Regions from separate parts of the Homo sapiens genome. Here region 1 is linked to region 2. The links are chromatin contacts, found by Hi-C or POLR2A ChIA-PET in ENCODE. All regions are on one chromosome and are shown on one strand. Each heading gives the region's core, a stretch centred on a gene start or an enhancer-like site at or near the end of the contact. The rest is flanking DNA. Distances are from core to core; before and after follow the strand shown.

Region 1 (6,898 bases), core at 2,176-4,675, 140 kb before region 2:
TTAACAGATGCCCATATGACATACAGAAAGCTGTCAGGCATGCTCCAAAAAGAAAAGCCATCCAGTTTATGTTCCACTTGCCAAATTAATTTCATTTGACATTTAATTTATATCCTAAGGTACTGTGGATTTAAAACTTGACTATGATAATAGCAGATTAGAGAAGTGTTCTATTTGACAAAATCAATTCATCAAGTTACTTTTATTATGAGTAAGGCTGTGTTGATATAGATATTTCAGATCAAATATGTAGATCATCTAAAAATACATTTATTGATTATTTCTAATAAAATATAAGCTTTCTCCTCTTTCTTATGTCTAATGTTAAGTGAAGTAAAGCTTGCACCTGCTCACCGTAACAACAGAGAAAGGAGACATTAGAAAATCAGAACAGTGTGGATTTAAAAGCCAGGAAGCAGAGTTGAAATTCTGCATCTGCCATAGGGGGTTTCAACCCTGGCCACATATTAGACTCAGCTGAGGATTAAAAAAATAATAATAATAGCACCCAGTCCCACCCCGGATAAAGTGAATCAGAATCTCCAGTATGGCATGGATTTTTTTTTAAATCCCCAGATGATTCATGCACAGATCTATTAGTTATGTGAATTTGGGCATGGAATTTAATACCCATAGTATATAAAATGGAATGTAGTAGACATTTGCCACAATCATGATGTGACAATCCACTTAAAAAAATTAACAGTTTATTAGTTGGAACCAGACTTGAAAAAAAGATTTATATATTGCAATTGGTTGACAGTTCCCTTATAATGCTTTCAACTTACAGGTTCACTTCTCTCTGCCTCTTCTTTTTGCTTTGCAATTTACTTGTTGAAACAACTGGATCATTTGTCCTATAGTTTTCATGATCTAGAATTTGCTCATTGCATCTCCATGACATCATTTAACATGATCCTCTTTCCTGCTATTATTTCTTGTAAATTGGCTGTTAGATCAAAAGGCTTGGTCAAATTCAGATTCGATTGGCAAGACTGGGTGATGATGTACACCTCTCTCAGAAGCAATTTATGTCTGTTTGTCTCTGTTTTTATGATGTGAATAGCTATTGATAATTGTCACCTAGATTCATTATTATATCCGTAGCTGCAAAACAATAATATTCTATTGTTCTGTTTTTATTAGTTAGAATTCTATAAAGACATTTTTCCTCATTAGAGTTTAGTTTCCCTGAGATACAGTTTACATAGGATAATCATGAAAAAATATATTGGTTTCTTCATGTGTTTTCTTTATCCTTTTTCAAAATAATGAATTGGATCTCTAGTATCCTCCAAAGGTAACGAATGAGGGTTATTTTGATTTTGTTCTTGTTTTTTTTTTAGTATCATTATGAACTCATAGACTTAAACATATTCAACATGTTTCAATTCATTGCAATTATTCTTATCGACTCTCAGCTTGTAATGACTATTATTGACCCTCAAGTGATCTGATCCTACCCTTTGACTCCCCTCATTACTCTTAGATACTTTCTTTTCTTTCTACTATAACTAGATGGTCCAGACTGATCTCCCCGCAAGGTTTGGATTCAGCCGGTCTCCAAAGAGCCCCCATTTCTTTTTGTGGGAAATAGTATTTGAAACCAGAATCTGGGTGCTGGGGTGCTCATTGCTACTGAGTTGTCCTTGTTTCTAGGCCTTTTAAGTAAACAGAGCTAGGTAGGAAATACTTTTCATTTTCCTTAAGATAAAAGCGTCATAAGTTCATATTGATATTACAATTCAAATTCAGGACCAGAAAGTTTTGATTTAACCTCATCTACCTTACAACTCCTCTTTTGGGCAACACCAAACACCCAACTTTCCAGCAACACCACATGATTGCATCTTTGCTTTATTCCACAGTACATATACAGCACCATACCAATGCTGACACTGCCAAGATGCTAACCAAACCAACAAACAAAAAGAACCAAAAACAGGTTTTCATGAATTTTGTCCTTAAAGCATATCTTACTAAGAGTATACAATTAAATGACTGTGCTATAAAGTCACTTAAAAGAGGTCCACACTGGGTGATGATGTCATCAATTTGATGTACAATATGCTTTGTTCTGCTTTCAGTTTTTTAGGGATTTCTTTTTTAATTTGATATTTCTATAATTATGCAAAGGCCAAACCTTATTTTCAATATACCACCCATTGGCATTGGATAAATGTTAATTTTTTTAAAAAATGTTTTATTACAAGCAAAAAGTGTACCTAAACCCTGAAAATGGATATGTGAATTATCTTAGAGGGTTGGTCTTTTAAAAAGTAGTAGAATAGTCATTCCATTATCTGAATATGGAAAGTAAAACAGATAATTTAGTGCCTAACAATCCACTTATACTGAAATTTCTTTTGTATTTTGTTATGTTGATTTGGCAAAAGTTTCTTTTCCTTATGTTTACTTCTGCTGACAGAGTAAACTCATTAAGTATTCTGGGATAGGGAAGGTGTAACACAGTAACAACATTCCCCACTAAACTTTGATATTTCTGATTCAATGATGAGTTACCTTGTAGGATTGTTCTATTTCTCTCAGACTAATACACACTTTGTTTATTCATTCTTCAAAGTGGAAAATATTTTGTATTTTCACAAATCTTTTGGAAATATTCAACATATACTACTAATTTTCTTTCTTTCTTCCTTTCTTTCTTTTTTGAAGATACAAGAATGTAGCAAGTTAGTGGGGCAAAGTTATGCACCTTGTTTATTTATATACCAAAACTTCATAAATTATGTAACCAGCCTTCTGGTACTGCAAAAAAAGATCATTAATGCCATTAATGGCTTATTTCCTTGAGCTGTAATTATTTGACCCCTATCTGACATACTCCGTGTTCTGTGAATAATCTTTAAATGTATAATTCTACTGCTAGTGTTGAGCTGTAGATCAACAGTAGAAAAACCAGTTTTTCGAATTCACCACTACAACACAATTAAAATCCTCATGAATTATGCTACACGTTAGAAACTCCTAATGGACTGTGAACTTTTTGCTATTCAATTTGATTGTTCAAATTTACAGATTCCTGAACCAAACTAAGGCAAATTTCAGTTCCCATCATATATAAATTCTCTTAGACTAGCAAATGAGTTAACGAGTTACCGCTGGCAGCCATGTCAATAGATTGCCATTTAGAGATCCAGATCCAGTCTACTGCAGCCACCGAAGCCCGGCCTTGGGGCCTTTCTACCAGTAACTAGCTCCCCAACAGTTCGAGTGGAAATTTACCATCACTTCTCCACCTGTCTCACACCCCGCCCTCAGCCCCGCCCCTTCCACCGGCCCCGCCTCCTGTGCTTTGGCGCGCGCTCTCCACGCCCCTTCCGTTCAGCCAATCGCCGCTGAAGTTTGCAGGAGTGGGACTTCTGTTTCCACCAATGCGGGAGGTTCTTGTTCTGCAGGTCTCGCGTCTGCCAGGAGCTACGGCCGGAAGATGGCGGCGGCCGCAGAGTTGTCGCTACTGGAGAAGTCCCTGGGACTGAGTAAGGGGAATAAATACAGTGCTCAGGGCGAGCGACAGGTGAGAAGGAGAGGCGGCGCGGAGGGGAAGAGGTGGACGGGAGCGGGGCCTGCCGAGCCCTGGCAGGACCCGGGCCGGCCACCAGATACGGGCGGAGTGAGGATGCTGCTACCCAGCTCCCCACGTGTCTGCGCCGCTAGCCGGCTGGCGCCTCTGGGCCTCGGCCCCTGCCATCCTACCTCCTGGAGGGAGGGGTTAACCAGCTCAGGTTGGGCTTGGCCTGAACTTCACCTCCTGGGAAATTGTCATCATCCCATTATGAGGAAACAAAACCAGTTGGAGGAGGGTCCTCACAGGGCTCTTAGACCAACCTGGAATGTATTCAGTAACTGGCTTTTTTTTTTTTCCCGTAATCGCACCTTTCATTCAGTTATTGCGCAGCGACTCCGTTATAGCTAACAGGGTGCCAGGTAGCACCGTGCTGGGTCTGGGGAATACAATGATGATTTAGGGGAACATGCTTCCTCCTCTCAGGCAGCTTGCTTTTTGGCCAGGTGGACAAACATTGCAACCATTTAAATTGGAAGAGTGCCACGTTGCACCATAAATGGCAGAGAGAACACCTAAGGAGTCTTGGCCCAATCTAGGGGATTCGGGGAAGGCGTTTCTAAAGCCTTGGATTATCAGTTTAAGTGTTACGACCCACAGTGAATGCGGGAAACATCACAAGGTATGAGATTGCCTGGTTAGGCACTGTTAGAACGTTTGTGTTTTATAGTTGTTTGTCGTAGAAGGAATGTATTAGAGAAGGAAATTGGTTGTAGGAAGACTACTTTGGATATATGTTTTTTTTGCTCCTTTGAGATTTTTTCCAAATGATGTTTGGTTTTTGTCTTTAATTTTTTCTCTTCTTCATTTGGTCCATGTGAAGATCTTGTCTAGAAAGTAGTAGTATAGTTTTTATTTAAGTTAACCTGAAGCCTAGAAAGGTTAAGTGTTCAGCCTAAGATCAGCCCTGTGATTGGTGGCAGAGTAGGCGTTGGAGCCAAAGTGGCCTTCTTTTGGTGTTTCCTCTGCCCCAGTGATAATTCCGTCCCTTCGGCCCCTACTCCCTAGCTTAGTGTATATATTATATAATATATATGTAGTATAAATATAATATATATGGCCGAGTGGACAAACATTGCAACCGTTTAAATTGGAAGAGTGCCATATATATATATATATATATATATATATATATATATATATTTTTTTTTTTTTTTTTTTGAGACAAAGTCTCACTGTGTCGCCCAGGCTGTAGTGCCATGGCATGATCTCGGATCACTGCAACCTCTGCCTCCCGGGTTCAAGCGATTCTTCTGCTTCAGCCTCCCAAGTAGCTGGGGTTACAGGTGTTCGCCACCACGCTCAGCTAATTTTTGTATTTTTAGTAGAGACCGGGTTGCACCATGTTGGCCAGGCTGGTCTTGAACTGGTGACCTCAGGTGATCCACATGCCCTGGCCTCCTAAAGTGCTGGGATTACAGGCGTGAACCACTGTGCCTGGCCTAGTTTATATTTTTTAGGGACCATTGCCAAGATATGAGTATTATCTAGTATGAGAAACAATCATCAGCAAATAATTTAAAGCACAACATAGTAAGCACTTCATGGACTGTCGTGGGTGAGCAGCAACTCTCTGGGGCTGGTGGCGCCAGGGTAAGAATTTACCAGGACAGCTGTACGTAAAGAAAAGCAGATTTATTAGAGAAAGTATGAAAATATGTTGCAAGAGTGCAACAGGCAAGTTAGTAAGAGAGGAGCTAACTGCAAGGAAACAAAGGCTGGCTGGGGATTTTACGGAATAGTACTTCAGTTGTGTGCTGAAGAGGGGTTTGTGCAGTACTGATAACACCAAGGTTGCAGTGAGCTAACTTGAGTTTTCTATCAGCCGAAGGTCCGGTGATAGCTGGACATGGAAAGATTGTTGAGTTATTTGTGCAGAAGGGCTGTGTCCTGGACCATGAAGAAAGGCAGACTTGTAGCTTATCGCCCTTCTCTTTTTGCTTTCCCTTGGTCCCCTCAACCTGACTTCTTTTCCCTAATTAGGACTCCATATGGAGCAAAACACTGTTGAGGAGTGTGAAAAAGGAAGTTAATTCTGACTATAAAAGTGGATGTATAAACTCATGGAAGAGCTGGCATTTAAGGGATTATGCTTTGAAAGATGTGTAAAACCAATAAATTATGAAGGATTGGGAAGTTTAGGGCAGTAAGTAAACCAATATGAGGAATGATGCAATGCAAGGTAAACCCCAAATTACAGTTTGAGGCCCAACTGTGAAGACTTCCGAGTTCAGAGTGTGGTTTTTAATTTAATTTTAATTAAAGCATTTTAGCAGTTAGCAGCTAGTGAAAGTTTCTGTTTACTTGTATGGGGAAAGGGTTGGCCATATGTGATAAGATTCAGCCATTTTTTGAGAAGACAGCTGACAGCAGTGAGCCAGCAATAAGGCATTCTCTGCAACATTACCAATCATAGTTTAAAAATTGAAAGCAGTTCAGAGATCCTTATCTAGGATATTGATTCTTTAAATTATGGTACATCAACACATTGACATACAGTCACGTGTTATTTAAAGACAAGGATACATTTCAAGAAATGCATTGTTAGGCAGTTTCATCATGTGTGAACATTATAGAGGGTTCTGTTTTTTTTTTGTGTGTGTGTGTGTGTGTGTGTGTGTGTGTGTGTGTGTGTTTTTGAGGCGGAGCTTCACTCTTGTTGCCCGGGCTGGAGTGCAATGGTGCGATCTCGGCTCACTGCAACCTCTGCCTCCCGGATTCAAGGGATTCTCCTGCCTCAGCCTCCCGTGTAGCAGGGATTACAGGCATGTGCCACCACGCCCGGCTAATTTTTGTATTTTTAGTAGAGACGGGGTTTCTCCGTGTTGGTTAGGCTAGTCTCATACTCCCGACCTCAGGTGATCCGCCCACCTCAGCCTCCCAAAGTGCTGGGATTACAGGCGTGAGCCACTGCGCCCAGCCTTAGAGTGTTCTTAAACCTAGATAGTTTATCCTACTTCACAAATAGTAGGTATATGATATAGCCTATTGCTCCTTCAGGCTACAAACCTGTACCGCATGTTACTGTACTGAATAATGTAGGCAGTTGTAACACAATGGTAAGTATTTATGCATCTCAATATACTGAAACATAGAAAAGGTACAGTAAAAATACTTGATTATAATCTTAAGGGAGCACCATTGGATATGCCATCCAGAACATCGTTGACCAGAATATCATTATGCATTGCACGCTATTGCATATGCAGCCATTAAAAGTCATTACTTTGAAGACTATGGAACCTTAAAATGAATGTGAAAATAGTATGTGTCTCATAAGAATTGTGTATTTTAGGGTATGTAAAGGAAAGA
Region 2 (7,447 bases), core at 3,648-6,147:
GTCCTTAATAGTAACTCATCTGAAATACACGTACGTCCATTTCTAGTCATCTGCATTGATACATCAGAATAATGTGTTTAATCCAACTTAATTTAATAGATTATAAAATACTTGTATGCAAATGTTTTTGTCTAGAAGTTCCAAAATTTCATTCTCACTTCCTGTTCTGTTCCTTCCACTCACCTTGTGCTCACCACTCCCCATGCCATACCGGGCCATCACTTCGTATGGCCTGGCAAGACTGTCTCTCCCATCTTCCCCATCTCACTTGTTACACTGAAAAATGGAAGTGGAGAGAAATAGAAATATACAGAGCATTCCCAGGGGCGTATCCTAAGGATAAGCTGGGATTCCTTTCAGGTGTTTCTCCTTCAAGCTCCTGCCAAACTGATAGCTATACCCCGATGAATTCACACAGGAAGTTAGAAAGTCAACAGGAATTGCCTCCCAAGCCAGAACACTACCCTAGCTATACTACTAGGGTATCGCCTGCTCTATAAAGACTTCATTAACCACTCATCAGGAATAGCCTGCTCGTAGATAATGAAAAGTTGCCTGTAGAAAACGTATTACACTCAAGAGAATAGTATCAGTGCAAGAAGTAGAAATAAACAAGCCAGCAATTCCCAAGACTGCTCTATCAACAGGGACTTAAGGCTCCGGGTAGAGCCCCCCACCAGTGTTGCAGGTTCATTCACTCCTGGGGCTCCTGGTTCCAATGTTGGACACTTCTGGCTATTAGAGAGTTCTTTCTTTTATTGGGCTGAAATTTCTCTCTATGCACTGGAAATATTTGTGCGCCTGATGGGAGGCATAGCGAGTAGAGAGGCTACAGAATCTTTCATGTGTCATATCCCTAGATGGAACACACTGATTTCAGTGAAGATTTTTATATCAAGTTTTTTCAAATTCCCTCACCAACCTGCTTGTCCTCCTTCTGAATTCTAATTTGTCTCTGTCTCTCAAATTGTGATGCTCCAACCCTCTTCTTTCAGTGCCCTCTCATTTGCTTTCAACCTCCCTCTTCCCTTCAATCCTGATCCCTTTTGGCCCCTTTTCCTCTGATGGGAATACTGGGATGGTATCCACTAGGTGATACTCCCACCTGAGAAGTTTAGCTGTATGGTACTCCTGTTATGTATTCCTAAAGACATTGATGGTGCGTGTGTGGATCTGAATATATATATTTGATGGGGGGTGGTAATTCCTGTGTATTTTTCTCTGTACTTGCAAACTCAGGAAGGGCAGGCATAGGACTGTACTAGGAGTATCTGCCTTCCCAGACAGAACTCATCCAAATGTCCCGAGACAACAGTAATAGCATTACATATTTATGTTGAGGGCTTATTTAATAACAGCCACTGTTTTTCTGGTGGCGGGGGGTTGGACAGAGTCTCGCTCTGTCACCCAGGCTGGAGTGCAGTGGCATGATCTTGGCTCACTGCAACCTCCACCTCCCAGTTTCAAGAGATTCTCCTGCCCCAGCCTCCTGAGTAGCTGGGATTACAGGTGCCCACCACCAAGCCTGGCTAATTTTTGTATTTTCAGTAGAGGCGGGGTCTCACCATGTTGGCCAGGCTAGTGTCGAACTCCTGATCTCAAATGATCCACCCACCTCGGCCTCCCAAAGTGCTGGGATTACAGGTGTGAGCCACCACACCTGGCCAACAGCCACTGTTTTAAAAGCATTACATAGGTTTTCTCATTTAATTTAGCCCTCACAAACTTACAAAGTAGGAAGCTACAGCTCAGAATGATTTCATAGCTGGCCCAAGGCCGTGCAGCCAGTATGGTGGACCCAGTATTAGAATCCACCTTCCCAGCCACCGTGACATCCTGCAGCCACGTTTTTGGTTTTTATTATGGTGTTAATCTTAGTAAGTTTGGGTGCTACAACAAAATGCCATAAACTGGGTGGCTTATAAACAACACAAATTTATTTCTCACAGTTCTGGAGGCTGGAAGTCCAAGGTCAAGGGACTAGCAGATTGAGTGTCTGGTGAGAGTAGTGTTTGCAGATGGTGGCTTTTTGCTGTGCCCTCATACGATACAAGGGCAAACAAGCCCCCTCTTCTGTAAGGGCCCTAGTCTCATTCATGAGGGCACTAATCCCCCTCATGACCTAATCACCTCTTAATGCCATCACACTGGGGATTAGGCTTCAACACAGGAATTTTGGGGGCACACAAATGTTCAGACCATAGCAGGTGCCTAATATAAATTATTTGTGGATTTACTAATAGTTAAAATAACCAAAACCTAACCTGTCTTCCAGTTTTATCCATTTTGAGTATCTGAAAAATTTTAAGCAAAGACTCAAAATGTTTTTAAAGTCAATATATCAAGTGAAAATCTGTGGATGTGGCTATATGAAGGTGTGTACTTATATTCTTCATGCTTGCGCTCTTAACACGGTTTGCACTGTAATTAATATAAGCACATCAAAATTGTGTACATGTCTTTCCTACACAATGAGCTGCAACAGAATGGCTGCTTTTTGTGTTTTTAAATAAACTTTATTGAGGTATAATTTATGTACAATAAGATGTGTACACTTAAGAGTTTGATGAGTATTGACAAATGTATAAATCCACGTACCAGCACCCTAGTCGAGGTACAGAACATTTCCATCCATCCAGAAAGCTGCTAGAAGTAGAATCATGCATACGTAAGTGGAATCTTTGTATCTGACCTCTTTCACTCAGCCTGTTTTTGAGATTCATCTATGTTGTTCTGTATATCAACAGTTCTTTTATTGTTATTGCTGAGTAGCATCTTATTACTGTATGAACATACCACAACTTGTGTATTCATTCACTCACTGATAGATGTTTGAGTTGTTTCCCACCTTTTGGCTATTTTGAATTAAGCTGCTGTGAATATTCATAGACAAGTCTTTTGTGGATGTGTTTTCATCTCTTTTTTGCAAAATCCTGGGGGCAGATTTGCTAAATGATATGTTAAGTGCATCCTTAACTTTGTAAGAAACTGCCAAACGTTTCCAAAATGGATGTTTTATTTTATATCCCCACCAGTGGTACAGGAGAGTTTCAGTTGCTCCACATCCTTGCCAACACTTGGTATTGGTAGTCTTTCTTTTTTTTAAGTATCAAGTATGCACTGAAAGATACATCAACATTAATACAGAAGAAACAGAGTCAAATCATTTAATCGAAATAATATAATAATATAATTCTGGCCGGGTGCGGTGGCTCACACCTGTAATCCCAGCACTTTGGGAGGCCGAGGTGGGTGGATCACAAGGTCAGGAGATCGAGACCATCCCGGCCAAAACGGTGAAACCCCGTCTCTACTAAAAATACAAAAAAATTAGCCAGGTGTGGTGGCACACGCCTGTAGTCCCAGCTACTCGGAAGGCTGAGGCAGGAGAATAGTGTGAACCTGGGAGGCAGAGCTTGCAGTAGGCCGAGATCGCGCCACTGCACTCCAGCCTGGGCAACAGAGTGAGACTCCAACTCAAAAAATAATAATAATAATAATAATATAATTATACATCTCGGGAAATTGAGAGCTGGAAACTTGGCAGGGGCTTCCACATTATGGAACAATTTCTATAGCTGCAATGAACTTAAAAAAAATACACTTAAACATTTATAAATGTATGCTTTGCCTGGAAGGAGTCTGGCAAAAACAACAAATAATCTTAAATGTATACATTTCATAAAAGTGCTAATGATTTTTCCCAACGCTTCCCATTCACCTTCACCCTACAGAGAGTTCTGACTTGGCTCATTTAATTTCTTCCCTTCCTCAGTCACTCAAAAGTGTTCTTCCATTTCTTGGTCACTTATTTGGACTTTTTTGATGTCCAGGCTGTAGGAAAAGCAGTTTATTTGAGAGGTAAAAGTGGCATTTGGGCTAGAGCTTGGTTAGAGCTAATTCTGAGAATGTTCTAGAAAGAGTTATCAGAGTAGTTGTTAAGTATGAAAAAAGCAGACAGCAGAAAATTATTGTGGCAGACTATATACATTACCTTCTCATCATAAAAACAAAGCACTCATTGTTTTTACTGAATTGCCTGGTGGTAGATGGGGTGTGTTCTTAACTAAGCACTGCCTTGACAAGACAGAGGGATGTGGTGCCATCATCTTTTCAATAGGAAATGTATATGTGCATATATTTGTGTATATGTATTTTTCCTATATTGATTGCTTATATACATATTCACATCCTTATACATATCTATGTTTTATAACTTGAACCTTGTTTTTTTAACTTTATTGAGGTATAATTTATAAAAAATTATATAATTCAAGTTGTACAACATGATTTTTGATACATGTATACATTGTGAAATGATTATCACAAGCTAATTAACATATTCATCACCTCAGATAGTTACCTTTTTGGGGGTGTGTGTGTGCGTGCGTGCTCGTGCAGTGAGAATACTTAAGACCTCCTCTCTTAGCAAATTACGGGCATATAATGCATTATTATTAACTACAGTTACTGTGCTGTACATTAGGTCTCTAGAACTTGCTTTGTTTTTTTGGGATAGAGTCACTGGAGTGCAGTGACGTGATCTTGTGATCTTGGCTCACTGCAACCTTCGCCTCCTGGGTTCAAGCGATTCTCTGCCTCAGCCTCCCACGTAGCTGGGATTACAGGCGTGCACCACTATACCCAGCTAATTTTTGTATTTTTAGTAGAGATGGGGTTTCACCATGTTGGTCAGGCTGATCTTGAACTCCTGGTTTCAGGTGATCTGCCTGCCTTGGCCTCCCAAAGTGCTGGGATTGCAGGTGTGAGCCACTGCACCTGGCCAACTTACTCATTTTGTAAGTGAAACTCTGTACCCTTTGACCAACATCTCCCCATTTCCCCACCCACAACTCCTGCCAACCACCATTCTCCTCTCTGTTTCTATGAGTTGGTTTTTGTTTTAGATTCTGTATATAAATGAGATTATTAGTAGTCTTTTTATTTTTAGCTGTTCTCGGTTCGGTATAATGGTATCTCTTTGTGGTTTTAAGTTGCATTTCTCTGATGACTAAAGATAGTGAGCATCTTTTCATGTTATTTTTGGTCATTTGTACATTTCGGGGGGTAGTGCCGATCTCTTTAGTTTATGGGCTGTGTGGTTGTGTGTTGTTTGTTCCATCGTTGAATAGTAAGAGTTATTTATATTTTCTAAATTTAAGTGCTTTGCCAGACTCATTAATTACAAATATTTTCTCCTGGTTGATGGCTTGCCTTTTAATTTTCTCAACAATTAGTTCATGTTTTAAAAAGTTGTACTGAGCAAAATTTAGCCAGGCATGGTGGCAAGTACCTGTAGTCCCAGCTATTGGGGAGTTTGAAGGGGAGGATCAATTGAGCCGGGAGGCAGAGGTTGCAGTGAGCCATGATGGCATCACTGCACTCCAGCCTGGGTGACCGCGCGAGACCCTGTCTCAAAAAAAAAAAAAAGTATTTAGTTGCCAATTCTTTATTTCCAATTCTTCATTGCAACTTTATTGACACATAGTTGACCACAATAAATTACATATGTTTAAGGTGTACAATTTGATGAGTTTTGACATGTATACACCATTGAAGCCATCATCACAATCAAGATAATGCACATTTCCTTCAGCTCCCCAAAAAACAGTTTATTTTGAAGAGCAAAAGTTTTTAATTTTGATGAAGTCCAATTTATCAAATTTTTCTTTTATGGTAAGTGATTTTTATGTTATTTTTGGGAAATCTGTGAAAATCTTTGCCTCAAGGAGCAAAATTTGTCTCCTATAATTTTACTTACATTTTCTCATATTTTTTCTAAATAATTGTAACTATAGTGTTAATTTTCTCCTTTAACCACTTATTGAGTTTTTAAACATTTTCTAAATAGCTTTTTAACCAAAAATTTTTAATTAGCTTTTAATTTTTTAAGTTATGATGAAATAATGTGTACTTTTAATTATATTTTTCATTTTTATATGTATTTCTTATATATTCAATCTGTATTTTTTGATGAATTGAGCCGTCAAGGCTAATACAGGGATGTTGAAGTGTCTCCCTTTCTCTCTTTATCCCGTTACCCTGTGTCGTGAGTTCCATCGCCGTGGTTCTTTCTAATTTGGTTTTGAGGTCTCCACTTTTGAGAGTGGCCAAAACCTGGCCGGGCGCGGTGGCTCACACCTGTAATTCCAGCACTTTGGGAGGCCGAGGTGGGCGGATCACGAGGTCAAGAGATCCAGACCATCCTGGCTAACACGGTGAAAACCCGTCTCTACCAAAAACACAAAAATTTAGCCGGGCGTGGTGGCGGGCGCCTGTAGTCCCAGCTACTCGGGAGGCTGAGGCAGGAGAATGGCGTGAACCCGGGAGGCGGAGGCTGCAGTGAGCCGAGATCGCGCCGCTGCACTCCAGCCTGGGTGACAGAGCGAGACTGCGGCACACACACACACACACACACACACACACACACACACGCCAAAAACCAAGAAGCCACTCTCTGGGAGAGCCCTAACAGCGTGGGGTGGGGGAGCTAGGTTCACCTGTGTCCATCAAGTGAGACAAAATGAGGGAATGAAACCAAAATGGCTGAAACAGAAGAACTGTATAACTTACAGATCCCGGAAAGGTCAGAGCTGCCAACAGGAGGCTAAGGAAAAGTCCAGGGGTGTCAGAGAGCTCAACCAGGGAGAGGGAGTGGGGAGTAAGGGAGAGAGGGGAGAGCGAGAGAGAGAGAGGACCTGTGGGATTATGCCTTTATTAAGATCCGTGGACCTTATCCCTTAGGGTTTCCCATGGGGGTTGTGGATTGGCTAATTTAAAAAAACGTGTGGTTGGGCACGGCGACTCATGCCTCTAATCCCAGCACTTTGTGAGACCGAGGCTGGTGGATCACTTGGGGTCAGGAGTTCGAGATCAGCCTGGCTAACAAAGTGAAACCCCGTCTCTACTAAAAATACCAAAAAAAAAAAAAAAAATAGTAGCGCGTGGTGGTGCACGCCTGTAATCCCAGCTACTTGGGAGGCTGAGGCAGATGAATTGCTTGAACCTGGGAGGCGGAAGTTGCAGTGAGCCGAGATTGCAGCACTGCATTCCAGCCTGGGTGACAGAGCCAGACTCCATCTCAAAAAACAAACAAACAAATTAATTAATTAGTTAAATTTAAAAATGTGCAAAAGGGGGAACTTACATCACTCTGGTGTTGATCATTAGGTTTTACTGTGGTCAGCAGCTGTGGGGTGAAGAGCAAGCAGGCTGTTTCACAAACAACCACACAGGGAGGGAACATTTTAACTAGACCAAAGGTGATAGGGTACGACTGGGTTTCAATAACTTACCGCAGGCCCAAAATGGATGCCAAAGCAGCAACTATACTAGATAAATGTATGCTGCCCTGTTTTATTTTGCTTTTAACATTCGGCACTGCCTAATCTTATAATCTTGTATAAAGATCTTGTACTTATTTCTTTATTGTACATTAACTGTCTCA

Evidence for each region. A loop is a pair of places that touch in the nucleus more often than their neighbours do. ChIA-PET counts read pairs that join two places held with the same protein, here RNA polymerase II (POLR2A). Pooled maps may share reads with other maps.
Region 1: a loop to region 2 is called in a map with no recorded cell type, with 10 times the contacts of the local background. The contact joins the promoter of EEF1E1 here to the enhancer-like site in region 2. A Hi-C loop is called at or near these places in 3 of 37 single-sample maps with no recorded cell type and 6 of 50 pooled maps. POLR2A ChIA-PET finds 5 or more read pairs at or near these places in 1 of 52 experiments (HepG2).

Annotation. Positions count from the first base shown.
Region 1 is chr6:8,099,075-8,105,972 of GRCh38, reverse strand. EEF1E1 (eukaryotic translation elongation factor 1 epsilon 1) reads left to right here and starts at 3,425. Exons shown (of 4, transcript NM_004280.5): 1 at 3,425-3,538. The coding sequence starts at 3,452. EEF1E1-BLOC1S5 (EEF1E1-BLOC1S5 readthrough (NMD candidate)) reads left to right here and starts at 3,378. Exons shown (of 7, transcript NR_037618.1): 1 at 3,378-3,538. RefSeq lists silencers at 3,173-3,372, 3,513-3,632, 3,841-4,026.
Region 2 is chr6:7,960,806-7,968,252 of GRCh38, reverse strand. The region is part of intron 4 of BLOC1S5-TXNDC5 (BLOC1S5-TXNDC5 readthrough (NMD candidate)); the gene reads left to right. Among named protein-coding and RNA genes, the nearest start is that of TXNDC5, 54 kb to the right of the region's middle. RefSeq lists an enhancer at 4,522-4,571. Within about 2 kb of position 4,897, at least 3 of the 41 ENCODE cell types and tissues checked have a DNase peak (open chromatin) inside an H3K27ac peak, as active enhancers do.